2 separate regions of the Homo sapiens genome follow, and region 1 is linked to region 2. The links are chromatin contacts, found by Hi-C or POLR2A ChIA-PET in ENCODE. All regions are on one chromosome and are shown on one strand. Each heading gives the region's core, a stretch centred on a gene start or an enhancer-like site at or near the end of the contact. The rest is flanking DNA. Distances are from core to core; before and after follow the strand shown.

Region 1 (4,926 bases), core at 1,342-3,841, 390 kb after region 2:
GCTACCAGAGGGAAGAAGTAGAAGATAGGAGGTTGGACGGAAGATGTGCACATACCTTTTCTTGTTTTTGCACATACATTTAACCAATAGTTTCAATATGAAAAAAAAAAAAAGGACATGGAGGGTAATGAGCAAAGGGTATTAGGTAAATGCTCCAGCTAATCCCAAAGTCTAGGGGGATGATCGTGAAAGATGAAAGAAAGCCTCTAAAAAGAGTTAGAAAATACAATCTATGGTTTAATAAAAGAAGTCAGAGGTCATAACAAATAAAAAAGAGAGCCATAGGGTACTTAATACCAAATATTTAAGGTGAGCCTTGCTTTAAGCAAGTGAGCTGTATTCCTGAAAAAAGGTTTGTAATTCAGTTGTTTGTATATGAAATCCCATCTCAAGCACCTTGAGAAAGCTCACTCTTTGAAGACTTTTTTTTTTTTTTTTTTTTTGAGAGGGAGTCTTGCTCTGTCGCCAGGCTGGAGTGCAGTGGCGCCATCTCGGCTCACTGCAACCTCCGCCTCCCAGGTTCAAGCGATTCTCCTTCTTCAGCCTCCTCAGTAGCTGGGACTACAGGTGCACCACCACGCCTAGCTAATTTTTGTCTTTTTAGTAGAGACGGGGTTTGACCATGTTGGCCAGGATGGTCTCCATCTCTTGACCTTGTGATCTGCCTGCCTCAGCCTCCTAAAGTGCTCATCGGAAAATCCATTACAATCCTTTACGCCTACAGCACACACTCTCCCCTAAACTCCTGTATTAATTGTAGAACCCTGCATTTCTGTGTGTGGCTAGCAAGGACCACAATGAGGATACTGATCTGCAATCTCACCCCAGGATAGTTTGATATGGAACAATCCAACAGGAGTCCTGGTGTCTGGGTCTTGAAGGTAAGAGTTAAAAAAGGCCGGGTGCAGTGGCTCATGCCTGTAATACCATCACTATGGGAGGCCGAGGCTGTTGGATCACGAGGTCAGGAGTTCGAGACCAGCCTGGACAAGATGGTGAAACCCCGTCTCTACTAAAAATACAAAAATTAGCCTAGTGCCATGAGTTCTAGAAATGCCAATTAGGAAGCCAAAAGTCTGTCTAAACTGGGGACACCCGTGGTTTCAAAGTGGAATGGAGACTCGGAGTGGTATTTTGTAAATATCCATGGCCCAGGCATTAAGGAAGCCACCCCAAGTTCCCTGGGAGAGGAGATTATAAAACTGTTAGGAGGTTGGTGGATCAATTTCTCTTTTAACTTTGTGATCATAAAAACAGCAGAACCAGAATAACCACTAATGTAGCATCAGTGATGTGGGCACTAGGGTATCCCTCCTCTAAAAGGAAAATATTAATGGTGTCACCAAAGAGTGGGAGCCTGAATCTTTAAGGTGATCTGAATCTTTAAGTGACAGAAGTCCTGCAACTTGGAGTCCCAGGAATACTTATAACTGGCCCCACAGTCACCGCTTCCCCAAAGGCTACGGTAACAGAATGAACTCAACTCTCTTTAGCCAAAGAAGACCTTTTAGATTAGGAAGGTGCAAATTCTCAAATTACTCAGTATCAGTTTGTCATATGATCTCTCCAATCAAAACTGTAAGTAGATCTCTTTACTTTCTCTTTAGTTTAATAAATAGCATTGGCAGGTGGTTTCATCTGGGGGTTTAATATTCTCCCTTGAACAGTATTTTATCGCCTGAGGAGAATGATTTTGGGTGCAGAACTACAAAGCTAGTCTCAGGGTGGACTGTGGGCTGTCAGCTAAACCCATTCATTAATCCAAAGGGTCCTATTTGCTTATGAGTTTCATCAAAGGCATGTTTCAAACCCATGAAGCAGCAAAAATGACAAGTTAGGAAGTCATAAAGCTTTGGGTTACTCACAAATAGTCAAAACCACAAATGTCAAACCTGCACCTGCCAAGGGTCTATTGTACCAGATTCTGAGCTCCTTGAGGGTGGGGAATAGGGAATGTTTCTGATTCATCTTTGTATCTCTGGTAACTGCAACCAGCACAGTACCAGGCATTGTGAATGTCCTTCACATATTTATGGCGTGAGTGGATAGATGGACGGATGAATGGATGGATGGATGAATGGATGAATGGATAGGGTTTGTGTAAGATAATAATTTTTAAACTCAATGATGAACAAAGAAAACCATCTTTCTAGAAAAGCACGCCATGTTACATTAGACATATGAAACTTCCTCCCAGTTCACAATAAGTACATTCCAGAAAGTTTACACTTTGGGCTAGAATTTGCAATATATTCTTTTTAAAAGCTTCTTAAAATTGGTAAAAAGTTCTCCTCATTCTAGAGCAGTGTAAGCATAAATCTTTGTATTTTAAAAAGATCCTCAAATGCTTAATTTGTAGTCCCAAATTCTACATCCAACGCCTTTAGGTCACCTATATGCTTTTCTGATGACTGAAAGAAAGGGAATGACAAACTTTTAAAAAACGATTAAAAAGATCTCTTAAAAAACATTTTGCAAGTCTTTGAAGCTGTCATAAAAATCTTAGGTAGTTTCTGAAAATTGTCCAAATATGGTAGTGTCGCCATAACCAATTGCTCAGCAATCATTACAGACTCTGGGTTAGCTCTGACAAAGGAACTAATATTCTGAAAATGAAAGTATCTGAGAACTAAGCACAGGCCGCACAGAACCTGCACGCTGCTTTGGCACTTGCACTACCTCCAGAGACCTTGGGCAGATGCACCTGAACTTTCACCAAGCTGCTTGGCCTGTCCTCAAACAGACATGCCAGTGTCTCCTGCACGGGGTAGCTGGGGAGCTAATCTGCTTCACTCACCTTCCATTTAAGTGAAACCATAATCTACCCCCTGCACCTCCTCCTCAAAAAAAAAAAAAAAAAAGACAAAGCCCCATAGTAGTGATTGATGGCAGAACAAGGGTCCTTTTAGCACAAATTTACACTTACCATGTTCCTCAACTACAAGGTATTTTAATAAAGTTAATCTCCTGATATTTGTGCTAGAAATTGCTGGTATTAAGTGGCGATTTAGCAGAACACCACTGACCCTTCAGCAAGCTTTGCGCCCAGGAGCTTAAAGCAAACAAGCTATGGCAAACCACCTCCATCCGCCTTCTACCCCAGCAGAACTCCCTTTGGTATGAAGGTCTTGATATGAAAGATGTTGCACTTCCTTCTTTCTGCCATATGCATTCTTGCAGCAAGAAAAGGTGAAGGACGGGTACTACTTCCACACCATCCAAAGGCAAATGCCCCATTCACTTGGCAACATCACCCCTTAGAGGGTTCCACTGGGTAATTACAAAATACCTGAGTGGCAACTATATGCTGGGCCTAAAGTAAGGCATCAAAAAATTTACCCAAAACCTTTACATCTAGCTCATTGCAGACGCCTAACATAAAAGGGCACCAGGAAAGAGAGCAGAGATATTTCTAGTTCGGCAGATGTCTGCCAATGCTTTTCTCACATTTTGACCATCATCATAATAATCCCAATGATATAATCATCGATAATAATAATGTTAGTCATAAAACAAGGGTGACTTTTTAAGAAAGGTTGGGAAGTTGTTTCAAACTGTGCAGGGCTGGTGTCACAGGAAAATGTCAAACTTTCCACTTTAACTTCCGTTTTTCAGGCATGAACACTTTGCTTTGGGGGAAATCTGGGCACTATGAGGGCTCAACCTGAGAACAAACTTCAAGTGTGCACCGTGCCTCTTTTCTGCTCATCTCTCAGTCACCTGGACTCGTTAAAAATACAGAACTCTGGGTCCAGCCAGACTGAAAATCAGCTCTCCCCCCAGCCAACAGTCCAAGCCTGGATTTCCACGAAGGCACGCGGCTCTCTTTACAGATTGCAGATTTACATGGTAAAAATAGAAACGTACGGCATCACATGTATATGCAAATTTGCCAACCAAACTCAGTGCTGAAAATAGTTATTTACTATTTGGCTTGCATATTGGCCCAGAAAACCTTCCATACCTATTTCATGCTCATTTAAATTCTTTAAGAGTTCCTGACCCATTTAAATTCCTTGAGGGATGCCTGGCTTCATAGGCATTTGTCTGCTGCTCTCCCCAGCAGCTTTTAAAGAAATATTGCCTGTCAGTGCAGACTGGACTTTGGAAAAAATATCTATTAAAAAAATATTTTTAATATATACGGCCCCCCTTTCGTTAGGTCTTTAAGCCATAATATATACGGCCCCGCTTTCCTTAGGTCCATTCTGGGCACTGTTTAGCCACGAGTGGCCTTGGACCTAGAATTAGGGCTTCCTTCTTGATAGCTCCTTTAGGATTAGGGACGAGAATGCCTAAGCTGTACAGCTGGAAAATAGGGACAGCAGTTTTTCCGAAAATTTGGTCCCTGGACACCTACATCAGAGTCCCCTAGGTGTGGGGAGCAGGGAAGGCTTGTGCAAAACGCAAGCTCCTGACTCCTCTCTAGAACCGCTGACTCTGAATTTCTGGGAGTGGGACTCTGGATGTTGCTTTTATAGGAAGTTTACCATGGTGATTCTGGTGGCCTCCAGGGGTGGGGAATCCATTACTCAGAAACCACCCTGAAATCCTGAAAGTGTGCTGCTCAGGAGCTGGATTCCGCAAGGCCAGAGGGCACCGCAGGACTCACCACCAAATGAGGGCACTGACGTCCTGCAGGAAGGCGGGAGGTGACTTCCCCAACGTGACCAGCGCACACTGAGGTCTGCACTGCCATTCTTTCCAGGAGCAATTCTGGTGCTCACAGAAGGGACCACTGTTCCTAAGGGCAGTGTGGCAAATTATTCCCACTGCACAACTGGCTGAGCCAAAGGGGCACCATCTCTGCCCCCATATTTAGGGACGATGACTCAGTACAGTTTGGGTTCTACAGCACGACAGTGTGTGTTTAAACCCTGGCCCTACCTCCCACTGGCTACTTCAGTTTACAGAGGAAATGATAAC
Region 2 (4,581 bases), core at 373-2,872:
ATTTTCTTTATGTTTAAATAGTTTGGATTGACTTCTCTTTTCTTTTATTTTTCTGTTGCTACTTAGGAAACCATCTCCAGGCTAGAACAAGTGCCTGAAATAGAGAAGGGTGAGGTCACTGCCTAAGACACTTCCTCCTCCACCCACTCCTCTCTCAGACTCAGCTCCTTCCACTTCTGCCCACATGGCTGCCATTTTAATTTTTGCTTAAATGTTGCAGCCAATATTTCATGTATTGTTGTTTTCTTCCTTGCCTGGGAGACTCTTTTGTCTGAGGTTCCCTGGTATTTTCCAGGGGCCCTTCTAGCACTTCTGTGAACTCATTAGCTTCCCCTTGTTCCAGAAAATGTCTGTCATACATTACGTGCCTTTCTCTGTCTTTCCCTGCCCCTCTCACCTTCATCGATCACACTTTTGCTTCACAGAGGTAAGAGGAAATCACACTCACACAGTATCTTTTGTTTTCTAGCAAGCTAGAACACAAGATTTTCTAGATGCATCTTTTGAGTTGATATGCAATATTTTCCTTGACAGATTTGTTACCAGCTGAGCAGATATTGTGTCTGTGATGTATTTGAGTACCAGGTATCCCTGATTACCATAGAGTAATGTCTTTTATTGAGGCTTTTATTATTATTATTATTATTATTATTATTATATTTTGAGACAGGGTCTTGCTTTCTTGCCCAGGAAGGAGTGCAATAGTGTAGTCATGGCTCACTGCAGCCTTGACCTCCTGGGCTCAAGCAATCCTCCCACCTCAGCCTCCTGAATAGCTGGAGCTACAGGCAAGTGTACTGTGGCAATTGTTAATGTTCACTTTTATTTCCATAGTTAGCCTTGATCGTTTAGTTTTAAAGAGTTATACAACACATACACACACATCTAATTGTTGTGTTATTGGGTTAATGGGAATATTTTAGACTCAAGCCTGGTTCTTTGCTTCTCTCCAGCACAGCAAAGGATACACCTCCAAGTATAATATTGAACTTCAAAGTTAGTAATGTTCAGTGATGCTTAAGCATGTAGATCATAAAGTCCTAGACTATTTTTTGTCTAAATTATTGTTTGTAGTCAGCCTCTCTACTGGTTGGAAACACAGGCTTGAGTTTGGCTTTCTGCTCTACCTAGTTCATTGCTGCAGCTGTAATCCAGCCTGATTCTAATTTTCAACTGGAGATGGTTGTCTTCTTTTTTATTCCATGAAACAAATTGATTAATGTGTCGAGGGAGCAAGGTGGTACTTATACCTACCCAGCCTGCTTGTGTGTGTCTCAAGGTGGAGAGAGGCTGTGGAAACAATAGAGAGAATAGCATGGAAGGCCACGTTGCAATTAAACAAGATTGGGAAAGAAGACGGGACTAAAATCATGCCTTGAAGATGTTTATCATATGAAGTTGACCTTGAGACCCCAAGACCGGCTTCAGTTTTCCACAATGCGGCTATTATGAGAAAAACAGTGACTAACTGAGCACTGTGCATAACTCAGTTCTCGGAATTTTCAATCAGAAATTATCTGATGACGGGACTAATTCTTATTACGATAGTTCCAATGGATCCACCCAGGATCCACCTCCACAACTAGGTGTACAGAAGCTGGAGATCCCATCATGCCGCCGGGCACCGGTTTACGAGAACTCTATGTCTTATCTTGGTAGTACGATTAGGAAAACAAACACAATGGTTTCTGCCTTCAATGTTTCCATGGTGAGGGCAGTTATTAGGCATATGCTAAAGTGTAATATCCGCTTTTTCAAACCACATTTCAAAGTTGATAGCATCAACGGCTTTAAAATCACTTTTAAAGAATCTGGGCTTACCCAGTTAACAGAAATAGAACCTGCCTGTTTATCAGTGGGTTTGCCTCACTTTTCTGTGGGTTTCTTTTCTTTTCTTAATTATGCATTAAGAAAATAACTTAAGTTTCTGTGCATACAACATCTTCCTTTCTCATTCCCAGTACCCTAGAAACACAGCCGTTCACTGAAGAGGATTTGAGTGTTGTCTCCTCTGTGGGGTCAAAACATCATGCTTCTTTCTGTTCTGCCCCATGGCAGTGGTGACGATGGCCTAGCTTCCATCCCGTAGCTTCTTGTGTTTTTCTATTCCACCAGTCTATCAACCCTGTATTTGTTGTCAAATTTACACTGTCCACAGGCAAAGATCTATTCTCCTTTAGAATTTAATAGGAGGGTTTGGAAATGATGCCATGGAAACCCTGAGCAGCTTGGCAATGCTGACCCCAAATGAGAAATAACTATCATTGGTGTTTTCCTTCTACTACTATTATCTTGCCCATTGATCTTCAAAAAGTTCATTGGTCAAATTGATTGAGGAACGCAAGACTTAAATGTAATATGGCTCTGGCAAATTCTGAGATGCTAACAAAAACAAGTTTTCTTAAGAACAATGTCAACTGACTCACAGTATCCGACTATATAAAGTCGAGTGCTCTCATGCCAGGAAGCTGATACAGTTCATGAAACCTCAGTCATTCTTTCGTATTACTCCTGTCTTCTCTTTGGAAAACAATCTCATGAATTTGGTCTTGACGCTGACTTAACATCCCAGGAAACAGATACTCAATTCCACTGTCTTTTTTGAGAAATGAACAGTTCTCAAACTTTGTTTAAATTTCCTTTTCACAGATGAGTAATAACCAAAGATATTTCTGAAAGGGCTCTGAAAACATGCAGGCAATTGATCTTTAAAAATAAGATAGAAATAGTAGGTTTTATAAAAGAAGGAAATAGAAATACTTCAGAAGAAATAAAGTGTGCTGAATCATGTTTTAAACATAATTATATCCGGAATGCACTTACCCATTTGAAAAAAAAAAAAAGTCACCAAGTTGTTTCCAATTGTTTTTGTAAATTTGCTTAGTCATTTTCAGAGACAAAAATTTGGGAAAAGGATTGTAGAATGACTGGCTTCCCAAAACCACTTGGTGTTTACAAAGTTATCAAAAACGGGCTGGGACCACTGATGGTAATAACAAAACCTGGGGCCCTGAATCGTGTATTCTACATCCGTTAGCACACTGAAGCCACACCGCAAACTTGTGAGGCCAGCGTTGCTTCCCCTACCCCTTCCGTCAAAAACCGTCTGAGGCTGATCATTAACTTGCATAAGGTCACATAGCTAATGAGAAGCAAACGCATCATAATGACCTGGGACATATGACACTGAAGCCTACTCTCTTTCCACAAAGCTTGATGTACTCAGATAGTAATTAGTAAACATTTTCATAAATAATCTTAACCTTTTCAAGCATTTTTGTCGATTGGATTGTAGCACTCAAAAGTAAGGTCTGTTTTACTAATATAAAATTGGGCCTGTGGAATAATTCTCTTCACAGAAGTGTGTGTGTGTGTGAGAGAGAGAGAAAATGTATATGCATACATATACATATATTATTGAGACATAATTTACATAATTTATGTTCTATAAAATTAGCATATTTTAAATATACAGTTCTCTGGATTTTGAAAAATGTATACGTGTACATAATCATGGATCCACCACCCCAGTTAAGATATAGAACATTCCAGGGCCAGGTTCAGTGGATCATGCTTGTAATCGCAGCATGTTGGGAGGCTGAGGAGGGTGGACCACTTGAGGCCAGGAGTTTGAGATCAGTCTGGGCAACAGGGTGAAACCCCGCCTCCACTAAAAATACAAAAAAAAGAAAAAAAAAAAGAAAAAAATAGCTGGCCATTGTGACATATGCCTGTAACCGTAGCTACTCTGGTGGCTGAGGCTTGAGTATCGCCTGGGAGGCAGAGGTTGCAGTGAGCCAAGATGGCACTGCTGCACTCTAGCCTGGGTGACAGTGAGACTGTCTTTAAAAAAAAAAAAAAAAAAAAAAAAAACCAAAAAAACAAAAACAAGAACATTCCCATCACGTCGGTAAGTATCTCATTCTCCTTTCCAATAAATCCTTTTATTCCCAGAAACAAGCATTCTTGTTTCAATCATTGTAACTTTGTTTTACCTGTTCTAGAACTTCATTTAATAGAAATCATACCTACTGCTTTGTATGTGTCGTCTTCTGCTTAATGATTCACATAATGTTTTTGTGATTCATCCATGTTGATGGGTGTATTAGGGGTTCTCTTTTTCAATGCTGGATAGTATCCTGTGGTGAAAATACACCACAATTCGCTTATCTGTGCACCTGTTGATGAGCATTGGGTTGTTTATATTTGTTGGCTATTATGAATAAAGCTACCACGAATATTCATAAATCCTGTATACATGTTTTTATGCCCTTATGTTTTTATGTATTTTTGATAAATACCTAGGTGTGAAATTATTGACTCTTAGTGTTTAACTTGTAAGAATGCTGCCAAACAGTTGTCTAAAGTAATTGTATCATTTTAACCCCCCGCTAGAAGTGTGTAAGAGTTTATGTTGCTTCACATCCTCATCAGCACTTTGTAATTTCAGTCTTTTTAATTATAGCCTTTTTGTGGGTGAGAAACGCTATCTCTTGCTAGTTTTATTTTGCATTTTCCTAGTGACTAATGCCTCTTTTTATGAACTCATTGGCCGTTCATATATTTTCTTTCTGTGAACTG

The links. A loop is a pair of places that touch in the nucleus more often than their neighbours do. ChIA-PET counts read pairs that join two places held with the same protein, here RNA polymerase II (POLR2A). Pooled maps may share reads with other maps.
Region 1: a loop to region 2 is called in a pooled map, with 3 times the contacts of the local background. The contact joins two enhancer-like sites. A Hi-C loop is called at or near these places in 5 of 50 pooled maps. POLR2A ChIA-PET finds 5 or more read pairs at or near these places in 3 of 52 experiments (T-cell, WTC11 and activated CD4-positive, alpha-beta memory T cell).

Annotation. Positions count from the first base shown.
Region 1 is chr16:79,281,125-79,286,050 of GRCh38, forward strand. It overlaps a transcript of MAF not described here. Among named protein-coding and RNA genes, the nearest start is that of MAF, 320 kb to the right of the region's middle. Within about 2 kb of position 2,592, at least 3 of the 41 ENCODE cell types and tissues checked have a DNase peak (open chromatin) inside an H3K27ac peak, as active enhancers do.
Region 2 is chr16:78,893,394-78,897,974 of GRCh38, forward strand. All of the region lies in intron 8 of WWOX (WW domain containing oxidoreductase), which reads left to right. Among named protein-coding and RNA genes, the nearest start is that of WWOX-AS2, 400 kb to the left of the region's middle. Within about 2 kb of position 1,623, at least 4 of the 41 ENCODE cell types and tissues checked have a DNase peak (open chromatin) inside an H3K27ac peak, as active enhancers do.